Regions from separate parts of the Homo sapiens genome. Here region 1 is linked to region 2. Evidence: chromatin loops called from intact Hi-C (ENCODE). Cell type or tissue: testis. All regions are shown on one strand. Each heading gives the region's core, and the rest is flanking DNA. Links, peaks and the distances in the headings are about the cores only.

Evidence for each region. Peaks named below come from ENCODE experiments on the same cell type or tissue, not always from the same donor. Only the 100,000 strongest peaks of a DNase experiment are listed, where the experiment ranks them.
Region 1: a loop joins it to region 2, with 4 times the contacts of the local background. A loop is called at or near these places in 96 of 110 quality-filtered maps.

What each region holds. Positions count from the first base shown.
Region 1 is chr12:55,184,566-55,194,035 of GRCh38, reverse strand. It overlaps the pseudogene OR10U1P. Among named protein-coding and RNA genes, the nearest start is that of OR10A7, 32 kb to the left of the region's middle. In testis, for the core only: a CTCF peak has its summit at 4,890 (motif pointing left); a DNase peak (open chromatin) is centred at 4,875.
Region 2 is chr12:55,614,607-55,624,076 of GRCh38, reverse strand. No RefSeq gene overlaps it. Among named protein-coding and RNA genes, the nearest start is that of OR10P1, 18 kb to the left of the region's middle. In testis, for the core only: CTCF peaks have their summits at 4,042 and 4,241 (motif pointing right); a DNase peak (open chromatin) is centred at 4,276.

The DNA.
Region 1 (9,470 bases), core at 439-8,438, 430 kb after region 2:
GTTCACTTATCTGCAACCTAAGACTGCACACACTCCAGAAACAGACAAAGCAACTGCACTCATGTACACAATGGTCACACCTGCTTTGAATCCTGTTATCTATACCTTGAGGAACAAGGAAGTAAAGGAAGCCTTTCAAAGGATAACCCAAAGGAACTCTCTTAGACAAACGGCCTAAACCAGTCATAGTAGCTGAAACCTATGCTACTGTACAGAGAGGTTACCCGATTTTATGATTCTTCTACCAACATATTCTTTTATTAAAGCATTTATAGCCTAGCTACCAAAAAACATTTGGATTTGTCACACATTTTTCAATGTCTGTAAGTAAAAGGAAACTACACAGTAGATTCATTCAATTGTTAATCATTCATTCATTCAACAGTATTTACAGGGCATCTCATGTGTCAAGCTACCATTTTCTCCTTCTCCAGTGGTAATAGCATTAAGTCCAGTATGTTTCATGCCATTTTCCTGAGGAAAATGAAATATCCTTTATGAGTATAAAACAAAAAATGAAATAAACAGGAAGTAATACTATTTTAGTATCAAATATAGTCTATTAGAATTTAAGTTCTTAATTGGAGTATGCTCCTTTAATTAGTGTGCTCTCTGTACATCTTAAGGTCATACATATTAAATAACCAACTGTTAATAAATACTAATGAGTGGTGTACACCATGAAAGAACTTTAAATATTTAGTTTGTAAATCCAGTGAGAGACCTGAATTCTTTATCTGAAACATGAGTTTTCCTTTGCTCTTATCCACCTGTTTTTTGTTGGTTTGTTTATTTGTTTTTCATGTGAGTAAAGACTTAGGGAAATGTCTGCCTTTGAGACATACAATCTTATTACACCTATTGTAAACCCTGTTTAAATGTATTGATTTAAATATAATTTTCTTTTGTCACGGTGTATATATTCTAGCTAATATATATTGTTTTTGTCTCTTTGAATAATAAAAAGCAAGTCTTCTATAAGACACTAAAACAAAGAACTTTAAAAAACTGTTGGTTTCTTATGGCAACTTTAGAGAAGTTGACAAAAATGTAAATGTTCAGAGACATTTTGTCAACCTGAAAGTTTTTTGATTTTATCTTAGTGTTGATACTCTAGAGTCAAACTCTAATACAAGTGCAATTAATTTATTTGAAAGAAGCTTGGAAGTGGGAAAACGATACACATGAGTTAAGAAAAACAGTGTGTCCATTATTATGTCAGGTTCCATAAATAACCACTAAAATTTAATCTTGTGAAGGAAATAGGAGAAGAGGTTTTGGGTATAGACTACAAGGGGAGCAACGGCAATATAGCTGGCCCCTTTCTGAAGAGGTTCTCAACACTGAAGTAAGGTAGACTTAACAGTGCTGCAAGAAAATGATGCATATTATCATTGGGAAACCTAATAGCTTTTGTGGAATAACATGCAATCATATTGACAGAACTGCATTGTTAACTACATATTATCACTGTCTGGGACTCACTCAGTAAAGAAATGTGCCCTTTTCTCTCCCTCATTCATGACATATCAATTCACAGGAGAATATAAGGTCTAAAAACATTTGGCATTGCCTGAGTTTTGAATTAAATGAGATTGAAAATTTTTAAATTCTCTCAATTTTAATAACTAATAGATATCTGAAGGTTATAAAATTGACAGAGACAAAGCATTAAAAGGGGGAATTAAAAGAGCAATATTACACCTACAATCATCTGATCTTTCACAAAATGAACAAAAAGAAGCAATGGGGAAAAGATTCCCTGTTCAATAAATGGTGCAGGGATAACTGGCTAGCCCTATGCAGAAGATTGAAACTGGACCCCTTCCTTAAGCCATATATAAAAATTAACTCAAGATGGATTAAAGACTTAAATGTAAAACCCAAAACTATAAAAACCTTGGAAGACAACCTAGGCAATACCATTCAGGACTTAAGCACGGGCAAACATTTCATGACAAAGATGACAAAAGCAATTGCAACAAAAGAAAAAATTGACAAATGGGATCTAAATAAACTAAAGAGCTTCTGCACAGTAAAAGAAACTCAACAGAGTAAACAGACAACCTACAGAATTGGAGAAAACTTTTCAAAATATGCATCTGAAAAAGGTCTAATATCCAGAATCTGTGAGAACTTAAACAAATTTATAAGAAAAAAAAACGAACAACCCTATTAAAAAGTGGGCAAAGGACATGAACAGACACTTCTCAAAAGAAGACATACATGTAGCCCATAATCATAGAAGAAAAGCTAAACACCACTGATCACTAGAGAAATGCAAATCAAAACCACAATGAAATACCATCTCATACCACTCAGAATGGCGATTATTAAAGAGTTAAAAAAATAACAGTTGCTGGGGAGGTTGTGGAGAAAAAGGAATGCTTTTACACTCTCAGTGTTGGTGAGAGTGTAAATTAGTTCAACCATTGTGGAAGACATTGTGGTGATTCCTCAAAGACCTAAAGACAGAAATACCACTCAATCCTGCAATTCCATTACTGGGCATATACCCAAAGGAATATAAATCATTCTATTATAAAGACACATGCATGTGTGTGTTCATTGCAGCACTATTCACAATAGCAAAGACATGGAATCGACCTAAATACCCATCAGTGATAGACTGGATGAAGAAAATACAGTACATATATGCCTTGGAATACTATGCAACCATAAAAAAGAACAACATCATGTCCTTTGCAGTGACATGGATGGAGCTGGATGCCATTATCCTTAGCAAACTAATGCAGAAACAGAAAACCAAAAACCACATCTTCTCACTTGTAAGTGGGATCTAAATAATGAGAACAAATGGACACATAGAGGGGAAAAATATACACTAGGATCTATCTGAGGGTAGAGGGTAGGAGGAGGGAGAGGATCAGACAAAATAACTAATGGATACTAGGCTTAATACCTGAGCAATAAGAAATCTGTACAACAAACCCCCCATGACACACGTTTACCTATGTAACAAACCTGCACATGTACCCCTGAACTTAAAATAAATGTATTTTAAAAAACACAGACATGGAATATTAATTCAGTCACATGGTATTATTGTACCTAACCCCACCCCAATCCTAAAATCAACTAATCGATATGCATTTTGAGTTTCAGAAATTTGATAGAAAATTAGAAATATATAAAATACTAAATCAGTACATTTGCTTGACACCCATCTAACCTGATTTATAATAAAGACATTTATTCACCCAGTCATAGTGGCTCATGCTTATAATTCCAGCACTTTGGGAGCCTGAGGTTGGAGGATTGCTTGACTTGAGCCCAGGAGGTTCCAGGTTGCAGTGCGCTATGGTCACGCTACTGCACTTTAGCCTGGGTAACAGAGTGAGACTCTGTCTCAAAAAGAAGAAGGAAAAGGAGAAGGAGAAGGAAGAAATGTATTCTATTTATGTTTACTCTGCTTTTGTTTCTACATTCTTATTACTCCTAATGTGAGAGGCACTTTTTGAATCTTCGACTCCTTAGCAGTCATTCTCCCTTCACCTTGTTTCTCACTAAAGAAACACACCTTGCCAATTCTCCAACTACATGTTAGCAGCAGAGAACATGGGGGTAGGCATGTGACCAAGGTCTCACGGAAGAGATTGGCTCAAAGTCTGATACATGACTCAGGTCCACTTAAACGAAGTTGAATTTTCACTTAAGAAAATAGAAGTGCTATCTTTTCCATTAGATTTGAACCTGAGAGGATATAACTGTGGATCTTCTGAGGCTGTAGCACAACCAAAGAGAGTAACTCTGCAGTAGTATCAATAGGAAGAAAATACTACCTAGAACTGTGTAAGTTTTGAGTCATGATGTCATAGAAGCCTGTGAACCCAGCTTTAGTTATGCACTGGAATTTTCTGTGACATGAGATAATAACTTCCTCCTACTGTTTTATCATTTGCTTACATCACTCTGAGTTAAGGATTTTTTAATCAGTAACTAAAAAATGGCTATATAATAATTCAAAAGCCATTTTAACTAAAGTTCTAGAGAATTGGTTTTTTTACTCCATCTATTATTCTAGAAAAGATTAATTATTACTATAGATTATTCTTCTAGTTTGATAAATCTTCATATGATTATATTGTTCTGTAATTTCCCCTACAAATTTCATGAATAAAATAAATTTTATTAATTTTATTATTTAATCAAACATATCTAATATATCAATAGATACACCCTTTAAGAATAATTCAAAAATAATGCAAATTAGTTCAACAAATAGTATTCATATATTACAAGATAAACAAGTCATTCATTTGTTTGGCAGAATTCCTACTGATTTTAACTTTATTTTATGAGGTTTTTCTATTTTCCACAGAAGGAAAGGGCTGGAAAAATCATATAATGCAAAAGTTCTCTTTGTGATATGATTCCCTGAACTGAAGAAAAATTTTCCAAATACACAAACCAAAACATATGATTAGCGTCCATACCATTTTTAGGGTGGTAATACATGCAGTGTGATTATGTTTTAATTTTTGAAAATTTAAAATACTGCTTTAAAAAGATTCAAAAAATAATGTCTTCTCAGTTTCTGCATACAGTTTTCATCGCCTAAAAGTAGGTGTCAAATATCTGTTATTATTTATTGATTGATCTGGCAATATTGATTAATCTAGTAACAATAATGATTACCCAAAATAGAATTTTGTACACTCACACATTTTTCACCAAATTATACGTTTTCAATTTTTAAAATACAATCAATTTAAGTTACTAATTGCCAAATAAATGCCTTATAAGAAGGAAATTGCTATATAATGATACACCCTACTATTCAAAGAAATTCAGAGGCAGCTTATATCCCCATAAGTGTAGGATAGTGACATGCCCATGAAAAGCTACCTAACAGTGCCATCTGGTGGAGAGAACGTATAGTGATTGTATGTGAATATATGTCATGTCTGAACTTATTTTTTTGGTATCAACTTTTATTTTAAGTCCCAGGGTACATGTGCAGGATATGCAGGTTTGTTAGTTTTTAATAAGTAACTAAAAATGGCTATATAATAATTCAAAAGACGTTTTAACTAAAGTTCTAGAGACAGTTTTTTTCTCCATCTTTCTATTATTCTAGAAAAGATTAATTTTACTATAGATTATACTTCTAGTTTGACATATCTTCATATGACTACATTGTTCTGTGATTTCCCCTACAAATTTCATGAATGAAAATAAATTTTATTAATTTTATTATTTAATCAAACGTCATATATTAATACATACATCTTTTAAGAATAATTCAAAAATAATACAAATTAATTCAACAAATAGTATTCATATATTACAAGATAAACAAGTCACCCATTTGTTTGGCAGAATTTTTAGTTACTGATTAAAAACAGGTAAACGTGTGCCATGGTGGTTTGCTTCACAGATCAACCCATCACCTAGGTATTAAGCCTAGCATCCATTAGCTATTCTTCCTGATGCTATCCCTCCTCATGCCCTCCCAACAGACCCCAGTGTGTGGTGTTCCCCACCATGTATCCATATGATCTCATGTCTGAACATTTTTAAACTTTAAAAAAAACCTGACACTTTGTGACATTTTAGCTTTCAGTATAATGTGACAAATGCAATTTTATTAACAGTATTACATTTGTTTAAGCAATTTAAAATTTATACAAAGAAATAGAATTATTCCTTCCTTTGCTCAGTTGTGTGTGTATACCAGATGAAGAACATGTCAAATATGACTCATTTTCTGTCGTCTAACTCTATTTTTGTCCATAGAATTTATAACTCTTTGGCATCTCTCTCCCCAATAACACAAACTGCTTGAGAGGAGAATCAGCTTTTCTCATGTCCATCAGTGATTTCCACAGTGTTCAGTCCAAAAGGCCTATTGGTTATATCCCCATCCTTAAAGAAGGACCTAAACCATACTAAATAAGTACTTGTAAAATAAATGAATGAATGAATATTGTGTTAAATTCTAGGTATTGCTTCATTTGAAAGGCCCAGATAATATGGTAGAGTACATTCATAAGGGTGGCCAGTATTGTCATATTCAGCCATGACAGATAAGATGTAACTGAAGTCATTATGAAAGTTGAATGTTATACAAGAAGACTGAAGTCATTGCCATTACACGGTTAACAGATGTATCAAGAGGTTTGATTTATTCTCAAGGATACATAGAGTATAACAAAAAACAATGGGAGGAAGCAACATGAAAGTACCTCGCTGCTCAATGTGAGGAAAATTTTCTAAGAAGCAGAGTTTTTTGAAAATGAAATAAACTGCCTTCAAAAATATAAGACTCTGCACTGATGAAGCTATTTAAGTGAATTCTAATTGGTTACTGATTTAGAATGCATACAGATAGTATTCATTTTGAATTATTTGTTAGATTATTTAAGACGCATCTATGACATAACACAGAATCTTTTGCATTTGAAGGTATTAAACACTTAAGGTACTTAAGAGAGCACCTAAAATTTAAATCGCAGGGTTTTTTATTTTCACCTGGTTGTCATTTCCTATCTTTAGGTAGAATATGGTTTCCAGTCTTTTGGGGGATTATTTATATGCATGAATTCTATAATTCAGACAATTATAATTAAACACTTCTTTAAGAATAATTAATTTCTGTCCCATAATCATCTGATACTTATTATCAAGACTAAAATTATTTTATTTAACTAAAAACGACACCAAGAGTATCTACCCACTTTAAGAGATAGCTTTAAAATTTAAAACATGATTTCTCACTTAATAAAACTACCCCCACCTCTGTGAGATACGAGATTCTGGGAAATGTAAAAGAAATAATTTGAATCATGACTTAATTATTGGGTGTCTAAAATTAGCCTCAATTAGGAAGTATAAAATATTTTATTTTTTATCAACAGTTAGCAACTGCCTTGTTTTCCTTCTAATTATTCTGAATAGATAAGTAGAAAGACAATATTGCACTGTTTTTGGTAGGTTGCAGGTTCAGCATTCTCATCATTTTAATCTTTTTTTCATATTTACCAATTTTATTCATTATAGTCAGGGAATTCCTTCCCATAATTATTTTCCTGGAGTTATCCCTAGCATGACAAGAGGAAAACTTTTTTAGAAGATGCTGAGTATAATAGATGCCTTTGGGAAAACTTGGACAGGGTTATTTTTTGGCAGCTATTCCTCAAATCCTGTGTATACTCAATTACTATGATAAGTTGCTTGTGATGTAATTTGATATTTATCTCATATAAAGTTCAATGGGCATTAACGGTAACATTATTTCATTATTCTGTTGTGTGGCTGCTCTGGTTAAATAATAATGCATTATACCACATAGTGTCGAATATAATTCAAACCAGAACTATTCAATCTGATCAACTAAACAACAGCCATGAGGCAATAAATGCATACAGTATCTATACATCTGATGTGAGCTGAAGGAAATAAAAATAAGAGTATTTTACACAGGCAAAGTGAAGATTGTAACATGTTTATTTGCCTAATATCTTCTTTGAATTCTTCAAAAAAATCTTGGTAGTATCCTAACAGAAATTGTTTAAATTGCATTCTGCAATTCAAACTGAGTTAAAAAAATATTTAAAATGCCAAGGAATTGGGTAAATTATCATTTACATTTTACAATTAATTTTTCTAGAAGTAAGAGAACCTATAACACAAATTTGTCCACAGAGAAGGGGAACAGTTTTAGGAAGATATTTTTCCCCATTTATTCTATGTTATGTCTATTAAACCTAACAAATAATTAAAGAACAGCACTTTCACTGAAGGAATAATAAATGTAAATCAATTTAAAACTAACTTCTAGCTATTCAAGAATGTAAAATGTGGTAAACTAGAAGCTATACATTACACCTTCAAAAAGATTTAGAAAAAAGGAGAGAGAGAGACTTGTGGTTAAGGGCAGATGTAATTCTCCATAGAAGGAATAAGAAAATTGTGTTTGCAGATATATTAGTTACTTTTAACATACGGACTCTTTGGGAATTAACCTAATAATGTTGACATCCACCCAACAGAATCTTATGGTGTGTGTGTGCGTGTGTGTGTGTGTGTGTGTCAAGTATGAAAATATAAAGGAAATGCTAGTATCTTACCCTATATTTTTTAACATTTAATGTATCACTTAAAGCTGTCTCAAGCTTGAGCTGCACTGTAATCATTTATCTAAGGAATTTCTTAAGGTTATTTTTAATTTTGTTCCTTACTATATTCACTTTTTAATAGGGCCCAATGAGACTGATTAAAATTATGAGTTATTTTATGCGGGCTTTATTTTAGGTAATTCACAGCAGGATACAAAAGTTTCATTCCACCAGTGGGAATCATCTGATTACTCTGGAGCAACCTATAGCTAATTACGGCAAAGCCAGATTAATTTGTATACTTGAGAAATTAGCTTCCCTATACCCAATTATACTTGAGACCAGCGGGTCTCATCTTCACATTAACCTTCTCAAAGGCACAAATCTCTCTTAGGTCTCCCCCTAACTGACACACTAAACTGTGAAAATAAAGTATCCGTTTACACACCCAGAGGGACTCACACTATGTGGAAACCATCAAAATAGAGCTGGTTCCAAACATGCTACTCTAAGAATGACTTCATCTTTAATTTAACATATTTGTATAAATATTCTCCCAGGACAAAGATGATTAATGACAACAATAAAGGAGTTCTATGTAAGTTTCTGGTTAGTCTCCAGGGTTTGTTACAATCAAGATGTAAATTTCTGTTAACAGGAGATTCCAGAAGGCACCCTAGACAATTTACATGAAAAATATATATTAGAAAGATTTTCTTCTCTTCCATAATTAAGATGAGACTTTAAAAAAATGTTAATCAGAAAGTTTCCTCATCAATTTCATAAATTCTCAGGATTGGAGGGCAAAAAACTAGTTATTAAGAAATATTTTTTTCTCTTATCTAATCTAAACATGGGCAAAGTGTTATTGAAAAAAAAGCATGGAATTTGGAATACAGAGAGTTGGATTATACTGGCGAATTTATACAAATAAGAAATAGGGACATAGACTAATCGTTTTACATTTTGTGGAGATCCTGTTTTAAAAGTCTTAAACATTCCAGCCTTATATTGCAGAATCTTTTAAAAACTAAGTTAAAGAATTCTAACCAATGCAACTCTATCTCCTATTCCATTCCCCAGGTTGCACCACAATCAACTCAAATGACCATGTACCTATCTTATTTATTCACTCATTTTTTGAAGCAAGCAAGTCGCATTTTATTAGCCTATAACATTGTTCAGTAATAAAAATTTGATAGAACTAGACATTTTAGTAGAAATAAAACTATTGGCCAGGTGCAATGGCTCAAGCCTGTAATCCCAGCACTTTGGGAGGCCGAGGCCGGCTGATCACCTGAGGTCAGGAGTGCAAGACCAGCCTGGCCAATATAGTGAAACCCCGTCTCCGGGCATGATTGCGAGTGCCTGTAATCCCAGCTACTCAGG
Region 2 (9,470 bases), core at 710-8,709:
GGATACAAACCTGTACAGCACGTCACTGTACTGATTACTGTAGGCAATTGTAATACAATGTAAGTATTTGTGTATCTATATAGAGAAAAAGTACAGTAAAAATGTGGTATTATAATCTTATGGGACCACCACTGTATATGTGGACCATCATTAGCCAAAATGTCCTTATGCAGTACATGACTGTATATAGATGTATTCAGCCCTCAGGATCCATGGGCTCTGCAACTGTAGATTCAACCAGCAGCAGATTAGAAATATTTGGAAAAAAAAGAAAAATAGCAAGACAACAGTAAAAAATAATACAAATGGAAAAACCAGTAGAGTATAACAACTGTTTACATAGCATTTACATTGTATTAGGTATTATAAGTAATCTAGAGATGATTTAAAGCATATGGGGGATGTGCATAGGTTATCTGGAAATCCTACACCATTTTATGTAGGGACTTGAGCATCCTTGGATTTTGGTATTTGTAGGGAGTCCTGGACTCATTCCCCCATGGATACCGAGGGATGACTGTGTGCATATATATATAGTCAACCTCCACATCCATGGGTTCCATATCTGTGGATTCATCCAACCTTGGATCAAAAACATTCTGGGAAAAAATTCAGGCCTCTGGGCCTAAGGACAGAGAAACTGAGCCAGGCTTTCTCCTCCAGGGGTAGCTCTCCTGCTTCATTCACAGGGATGTGAAATGAAGGTGGAACATCAGCTCCCTAGAAAGGAGTTTGTGTTAAGGCTCTTTGTGGGTCTGAAAACTACCCTGACAAGTCCAGGATAGGTGGTCAACTTGATTGATTGGTGGACATATAGGCACATAAATGGATGGGCAATTGGCCAGATGAACAGAAGATGGATAGGTGGAGATGTGGATGGTTGGCTGAATGACTGAAGGGCTAGGTGACCCCTGAAAGTGGGGGTGATGCTCTCAGAGTGTGTGTGAAGTAGAAAGAGGCTCTTGAGGAATTGCCCCACTGAAGGAGGGGACCTCTGGCTTGGAAGGTCATCAGAGGTCTGTTTTGATTTTGGAATCGAGAAAGACAGTCTTTTCTTAAACTTGAGACCTGACAAAGAATGTCCAATATTTCTATTAGTCACAGACTCTGGGGACCAAGCCTGTAGCCTGTGTGTAGTGTGTATTGCCATGAGTGAGGTGTGAATTGTGTGTAGTTTAAGTGTGATGGGCCTATGGGTGTTTGTGGTGTATTTGGTGGAGGGTAGTATGTGGAAGGTGGGTGTCTATAGGCTGCCCTCTGGACTGATTTTTCTCCAGCCTTCAGCATAGCTTCTATCTGGGGTGTCTGGAGATGTCTTTCATCTCTCTTTTAATCAGAGCTCCTGTTTCTTGGACCCAATGTCTTTCTCTTTCTTAGCTTACTTTTGTTTTGGGAGGGTATACACTTCAGTAGCTCCATGTGCTATTGGATGGTGGAATACAATTTTTGGTACTTTGCACATCTGAAAAAAGTATTCTATTTTTGTACTTGATTGAGAGTTGGCTGGGTATAGTAGTCTAGATGGAATTAATGTTTCTTTAGAATTTCTAAGGTATTGTTTTGTTGTCTTCAGGCTTCCAATGCTGTGTTGAGATATCTGAATCCTTACATAGCCATCTCCTGTTTAATATCAATAATCTGTTCATGAAAATCAGATGTTCTGTGTGAATATGCTACCTGGGAACCTATTTCTCATCACTTTGAGTGGTAAAAAATATTATGTGATACATGTCTACCCTAAACCTTCAACCAATTGCCTAAAACATAATAAAGTAACATGTTATCATAAATAACAAGCTATTATGTTTGGATAGAAAATGCTTAAAACATCACACCTGATCATCAATTAACATGGTTGTTAACAAACAGTTGCGTTGTATGTAACAACATAGCCTGTCTTCTAGCCAGCAACATTCAATACGCACATTCTTTCTCAGGACGCCTATTTCAAATTATCTCTCTGTGTATTTAGAATGTAACCCAAGACTATACAATGCTTTTGTTGAAATGTCTGGAGTTTTTGGAATGAAATATGAAGTTTTCTCACATAAACACCAGCTGAGAATGATGCACATTTAAAAATATTGGGAACATGCTACTTTAATCACCTTAAAATTGCTTTTGTCAGAAACAAAAAGGAGTTTCTTGTCTCTTTTCAGCTTAGAAAGATGTTGAAAAGTTCTTTTGGGGGGTGGGGTAGAGAGAGATTGAGAGAGAGAGAGACTCTAATCTTGAAACTGTTGTGTACAAATTGATTTAAAGGTGTTCAGAGGATTGATTCCCAGAAATTGCTTTCTATTTGGAAATTCTCTTCTGAATATAAATTTTTAAAGCATTTTATTGAGACGTAAAACTTTATTTGTAAAGGTGCGAAATTTTTCTTTTGAAATGCCTACTTAAAAGATGAATATATGGATGTGACCTGGCGAGACAGTTTGGATGCTTGGGACAAATCTGATGAGCAAATATATCTGTAGATTTTAGTGTTTCTTAGATCACCATGATTTCAAGATACAATGAATAGAATGGCCAAGAACTCAAGCCACGTTTGCTTTAAGGCTTTAAACTTTTCTCTAAAACTAAACTAAAAACAAGCCTAATGGCTACTGATTTTTGGCCTGTGGCCATTTAAATGTTTCCGACTTTGATCTGTGATTGCTTTACTTCATCAGGGCTGCTGAAGTCTGTCTCTGTTCCCTTTTTATTTAGAAAGTATATCAAACCTGATACCAAAAAAGTTAGTGATTTGATTTGAGCACCACCCATTTTATGTTTACACGTTAAAAAATTAAACATTTTTTACAGACAGGCAGAACAGAGAAGATTGTAGTGAATCCGCATATGCCAATTACTCAAGTTCTGCTATTTTGGGATTTTGATAACACTTTCTTTGTTTTTTGTTTTTTGAGACGGAGTCTTTCTCTGTTGCCTACAGTGCAGTGGCACGATCTCAGCTCATTGCAACCTCTGCCTCCTGGATTCAAGCGATTCTCCTGCCTCAGCCTCCCGAGCAGCTGGGATTACAGGCATGCGCCACCATGCCCAGCTAACTTTTATTTTTTATTTTTAGTAGAGATGGGGTTTCACCATGTTGACTAGGCGGGTATCAAATTTCTGACCTCCAGTAATCCACTCACCTTGGCTTCCCAAAGTGCAGGGATTACAGGTGTGAGCCACTGTGCCCGGCCTCAATTCTTATATCTAGAAACCATGGATGGTCTTAGAAATACTGAAATCTGGAAATACAATTTTGCTCATTAGATTTGTTCCAAGCATCCAACCTATCTGGCCAGGTCATATCCATATGTTCACCTTTTAAATAGAAGTTAAAAAAAGTTTTGTGTCTTCACAAATCAAGTTTCATATTTCAATAATATATTTAAAAATCTTGTACTTACAAGGAAATTTCCAAGTACAGCGTAATTTGTGAGAACCCTTCCTTTGAAAACACCTTAAAATCTATTTGTAAATGGCAGCCTCGAGGTTACGGGGTTCCTAATTTCCTCTCCCTCCCACCTTCTTCCTTCTCGCCTTCCCATTTTTTTTGTTCCTTTCCTTTCTTTCCCTCTTCAGTTCTTCTTTAGCCTTTATTTCCCCCCTTTCTTCTTCCTTCATCCATATCCCCACCACCCAGAAGGTGCTGCCTTTTGAGGATAAAAACAAAAATTACTTTACACATGTTAAAACAGCATTGCAAATTACAGCAGTTCTGAGCTCCATTGTCCTCCTCCTCCTCATAGAAGACCTTGGCACACATTATTACAAAGGGAGGAAAAGAAAATTCCAAGTTATTGTCCTTCCTACTTGAGGTGTGATGTGGAAAGAGCAGATGTATGGTCAATTATAACAATTTTCTTTAATAATTTTATTTTTATATTTTAAATTTTTCTTTATTTTTCCTTAAAATTAAAAAAAATAAAGACAAGTTTTCACCATGTTGGTCAGGCTGGTCTCAAACTCCTGATCTTGACTGAGCTGCCGGCCTCTGTGTCTTAAAGTGCTGAGATTACAGGTGTGAGCCACCATGCCTGGTGATATTTTAATTTTTATTGAGTGCCCTTAAGGCTCCTCCTTGGCAATTGTATTTAGGCAGAGTTTATTAATCTGTGAGTACTCCCCTTCAGTGTTTGACATTTTCTAAAGAAAAAAGTCTCCACTAGAGGGAAGTGTTTGTTTAGATCATTCCTGGACAGTGATTCCACTGCGTGAGAATTTAAGTCCTTTCAAGAATTTCTTAACACGTGGTGTGTGTGAGACGTTGCAAAAATAATATGTCCCACTAGAGGGAGCCATTTACCCAGATTATCTCTGGAATATTGAGTCTATGACCTGAGAATTTGGTCCCGTCTACACGTAGACATGCTAAAAGCAATGTCCTAGGTCCTCAGCCCCCACCTCCCATTCCACAGTTCCCATGGATGCCTTATACAGGAATTATTTTCACATCATAATAACTTTGAAATGGAAGATGGGATAAATTTGCAAGCTACTAATGCAGTGTGCTAGTGCTTAATATGAGACTGCATATTGTTGGCAGATACAGCATTTGTTTACCTTAACCTGGCTCATAAATTGTGTGTCTATGGGGTTTGGTGAAAGGAAAGAAAAACATTCACTCAAGACTGACTCAGTTTGGGAAGTAAGCAGATGGGTACATCCTCCTCCTGCCTATTTTCTTTTCTTCTTCTTCTTTTTTTTTACTTTGTCACCCAGGTTGGAGTGCAGTGGTGCCATCTTGGCTCACTGCAGCCTCCACCTTCTGGGCTCAAGCAATCCTCCCACCTCAGCCTCCTCAGTAGCTGGGACCACAGTAGCTGAGCCACCATGCCCTGCTAATTTTATTATATTTTATTTTTTTGAGATGGAGTTTTGTTCTTGTAGCCCAGGCTCAAGTGCAATGATATGGTCTTGGCTCACTGCAAACTCTGCCTCCCAGGTTCAAGTGATTCTCCTGCCTCAGCTTCTGAAGTAGCTGGGATTACAGGCGTGCACAACCACACCTGGCTGATTTTTTTTTTTTTGAGACGGAATCTCACTCTTGTCAACCAGGCTGGAGTATAGTGGCACGCTCTCGGCTCACTGCAACCTCCACCTCCCGGGTTTAAGTGATTCTCCTGCCACAGCCTCCTGAGTAGCTGGGATTACAGACACCTGCCACCTCATCCAGCTAATTTTTGTACTTTTAGTAGAGATGGGGTTTCACCATGTTGGCCAGGCTGGTCTTGAACTCCTGACCTCATGCCTGCCTTGGCCTCCCAAAGTGCTGGGATTACAGGCATGAGCCACTGCGCCTGGCCAGCTAATTTTTTTTTGTATTTTTAGTAGAGACGGGGTTTCACCATGTTGCCCAGGCTGTCTCAAACTCCTGCACTCAAGCAATCCACCCACCTCGGCTTCCCAATGCTGAGACTACAGACGTGAGCCACTGCACCTGGCCCTCCTGCCCATTTTCTGAACTTTTTGAGAAATACATATTCAGAGTGGGCAGCTCTAGGCACCTCTCTTATATACCATCTGATAATTTTATTATCAGGGGACAGAGTCCTTGGAGAAGGGTGGCCCAGAAATGCTCCCGACGAGAGTGTGGGACTTCAGGCCACAAGTGACTTTTGAGCTTTTCTGGAGACTTTACAATCTTATTTCACATAGAATATGCATTCAAGTCAGGGTCCTTGGGACTAGAATTTCAAAATCCACCAGGTCAGTATCCCCATCTGAGTCTCACCTTGGAAGCCAGTTGCCCAGTGGGGAGAGCATTGAATGCTCCAGAAGAAAAAGAAATAGTTCTGCCTCAGTTGGCCTCCTGTTTAGAGCTTATTTCCTTGATAACTTCCTGTAGTCTGTGACCATACATGAGAAGAAACCAGGTTCAACTTCCTGATTTTATCAAATCAATTTCAACTTACATGGGAAAACACTCTCTTATCTCAACTTCTTAATCCTAGATCCTTAATCAAGGGTCACCATGTGTTTGCCACATATATTTACTTTTTGTTAGTGTATTGGCTAATTTTCATTGATTCATAAATCACCCTAATACTTAATGGCTTATACAACATCATTTATTTAGTTTATGATTTTGTGGGTTGGCAATTTAGCATAGGCTTGTTTGGGTAGTTCTTCTGTTGGTCTTTGATAGGCTCACCCATGCCTCCTCAGTGGCCAGCTGGGGAGTTCTGCCATGGGGTTTGTGTGTATGTGAGACTATTGTCAGGTGGGATGATGGGGGCAAGTGGATTACGTGTCTTTTGTCATCTAGTAAGCTAGCCCAGGCTTGTTCACATGGTGGTCAGAGGATACGTTTTTTGAGTTTCTGCTCGCATTATGTTTGCTGGTGTCACATTGCCCAAAGCAAGCCACATGGCCAATTCCAGAGTCAGTGTAGAAGGTCACTACCAAAGAGGGTGGCTGTAGGGAGGCAAAGAATGTGTGACCATTTCCTGCAGTCTCTGACAGTTGGTCACATTTGACATGTGGACTATGTGAGGGCTGTTGAAATACAGGAGTAGAGTGAATCCAAGAGGGATTCTAAGGGAAGAGACAACAGGAGTGGGTGACAGATAGTAGGGAAGAGTCAGGGATGACTTCAAAGTGTTTAGTCTCAAAGAGTGAAAGGTTAATGGTGCCATGGATGTCAATGGGGATGATTTGGAGTGAGTGTTGGGAATAAACTCCTCTCAGAGAAGGTGATATCTCTGCATCTCTGTTACCTCAAAAGAGGCAACATGGTGAGGGGCTAGGGATGAAAGGTAATGGGGCAATAGTGACACAGGATTTTTCTTGGTCACTTTGCAACAAGCTGGGGACCTCCAGCTGGTGATACCCCTGCCTGGGCCTTCCTTGGCCACACTACCTGCCGCAGAAGAGAGCCCGCCCACTCAACCCGCCAGGGCCATGCTTGGCTTGTGCACTGGCTCAGCCTGTGGCTGGGCCAGGTGTGCCCCTGCCCGCCTGTGTTATAACTCATACCCTTGTTTAGCAGTTCCTAAATTCTTGTCCCATGCCCAAGAAGAATGAGGATATGCCCACCATTGAAGGTGATGACGGTGGAGAATTTTATTGAGCAACAAAACAGCTCTTGGTGGAGATGCTATGGGAAGATGGTCTCTCATCTGAAGTTGGGTTGTCTCTCTCCCCATGTGCCTAAGTCCGGGGCTTTTATGGGCTCAGAATAGGGGAGTGCATGCTGATTGGTTTGTGAGTACGAAAAAAAGTAAAAAAAAAGAGGCATCACTCAAAGGTGGGCACGATAGTGTTATAAAAACCAATTAGGGAAGGGTAGGCATATATAAAATAGGTGAATGGTGGAGATCAATCAGAGGAAAGTGCACCAAACAGGAAGGCAGGTTCTCAATCTGGTCTGTGGATTTCACTTGTAGCTTGGATTTTGGGCTTTAAACTGTCTTTGGCTTGAAGGTGGGGTTTCATTGGGGATCCGCCCCTATCTACCTTGGCATTTGTCTGCCTCATGCCTCTATTAATAGGGGCAATTCTATTTCAAATAAAGGTGAAGTATAGAAGGAACATTGGATGTGGTTTGCAGAGAAGTAGAACACTGAAATGAGATACAAGATTTGGAGGAAAAAATGGGGATGAGGCAAGAGAAAGTTTGAAGACAACACTGTCTCTTAGGTTTATTTTCCTACAGAAAACCCACAGGGCCCTGGGAGCTGAGGAGTGGTAAGGACTTGGTTATTAGTGGGATAGGTAGTAGGAAGAGAGGTCCTGCTGACCTGCTGGCAAATAAACTTGGAACTTCTCCTTACTGAGTTGGAGTCTGGAAGCCCCTCATTCTTCTGGGGCTAGATGTAGATATAAACTTGGTGGGGGAGCTAGAGGAGATGTTAGCATCAGGCAGAAAAGTGAGAAGTCATCTCTCACCACATGGAACACGTTTTTCTATCTTTCCAAACATCTCATTCATTTCTCTGTTAATGAATTTGTCCCGGATTTGGAATTCTTGTCATCCATTGACTTTACCTGGTTTATTGGCAACAGTAGAGAGAAGAAACTCTTGGTAAACTTCCATCTCTTGTTATTCTTGAAAGTAATCTCTCTTGAGAAATCAACTTTGAGTATTAATTATATGTAGAGTCACTCATTTTTGTTTTCTAAAAATTGAACACAATTTTTTATACTGTTAATTGAAATGGGTATAATGAGTGTTTACATTGAACAACTCCCTAGTGGAGGGCCATGAGCTCTTGGCCTCAGTTTCCTCATTTGTAAAATAAAGAGGCTAAGCCCACAGGATAGGCAGCCTTTAAGATGGCCCCCAATAGTCTTTACCTCTTGGTTTATTCACTTGTGTAATCCCCACCCTTTGAGTATAGGGTTGATATAGTGAATTACTTCTAACAAATAAAATATGGCAAAAGTGATGGGATGATGTTTCTTAGATTAGGTTACAAAAAGACTGGCTTTTATCTTGGGTACTTTCTTATTCACTCAGCTTGATGGAATCCAGTGGTCATGTTTTAAATTATCTTTTGGAGAGGGCTACATGACAAGAAATTGAGGGAATACAACAGCTGATGAGGATTTAAAATTAGCTAGCAACCATAGATGTGAGCTTGGAAGGAGGTCCTCCCTCAGTCATGCCTTCAGATGAGACCATAGCCCTGGTTGGCAGGTTAATGGCAACTACATGAGAGATCTTGAGCCAGAGTAGTTCAGCTAATCAACACTTAGATTCCTGAATCAATGAAACTGTGAGATAATAGATGTTTGCTGTTTAAGCCACTAGATTTTGGAAGTAACTTGTTAAGCAGCAATAGATAGCAAATACAGCTTTTGAAGAGGGGTACTGCCATAACAACTACCTAAAATGTAGGAATGGCTTTGGGGCTAGGGAGTGGGTAGAAGCTGGAAAACTTTTAAGGATTTTAGAAGACTAGTGGTGAAAGCTTAACTTTGAAAATACTTTCTGTAGAATTTTGGACTTTGAGGATGCTATGGATGAAGGCTTTCAGGAAACTGAAGAAAATCTTACTGGAAACTGGTGAAGGACCTTTGTTATGTAGCGACAAAAGTTTAGCAACACTGTCTCCTGCAGTTAAGTGGAAAGTGGAAAATGTGAACTGTGTAATCTAGCTAAGGAAATTTCTAAGCAAAGTGTTGAAGGTGCCACTTGATTTCTTCCTGACAGTTATAGTGAGAGGAGAGAGGAAAGTTGAAGTAAACACTGTTAAACAGGATGGATCCAGGACTTGATAGTTTTTGAAATTCTCTTCTAATGATAAATGATGCTAAAATTAAGAAATGGTTTCTTAATTTTAATTTCTTAATTCCTGACAGGGCACTGTCAGGAAAACTAGTCCAGAGGTGATATCAAGAGTGTGACTGTAATACTTTAAGACCTCAGAAATATCAAGGTGGTGCCTAAGTACCAGGCACAAAAGACCTTTTAAAGAAATTAAGAATGTGTTTCAGTGGTCCTTTCAATAAAATAATAGGGATACCAGGACCTT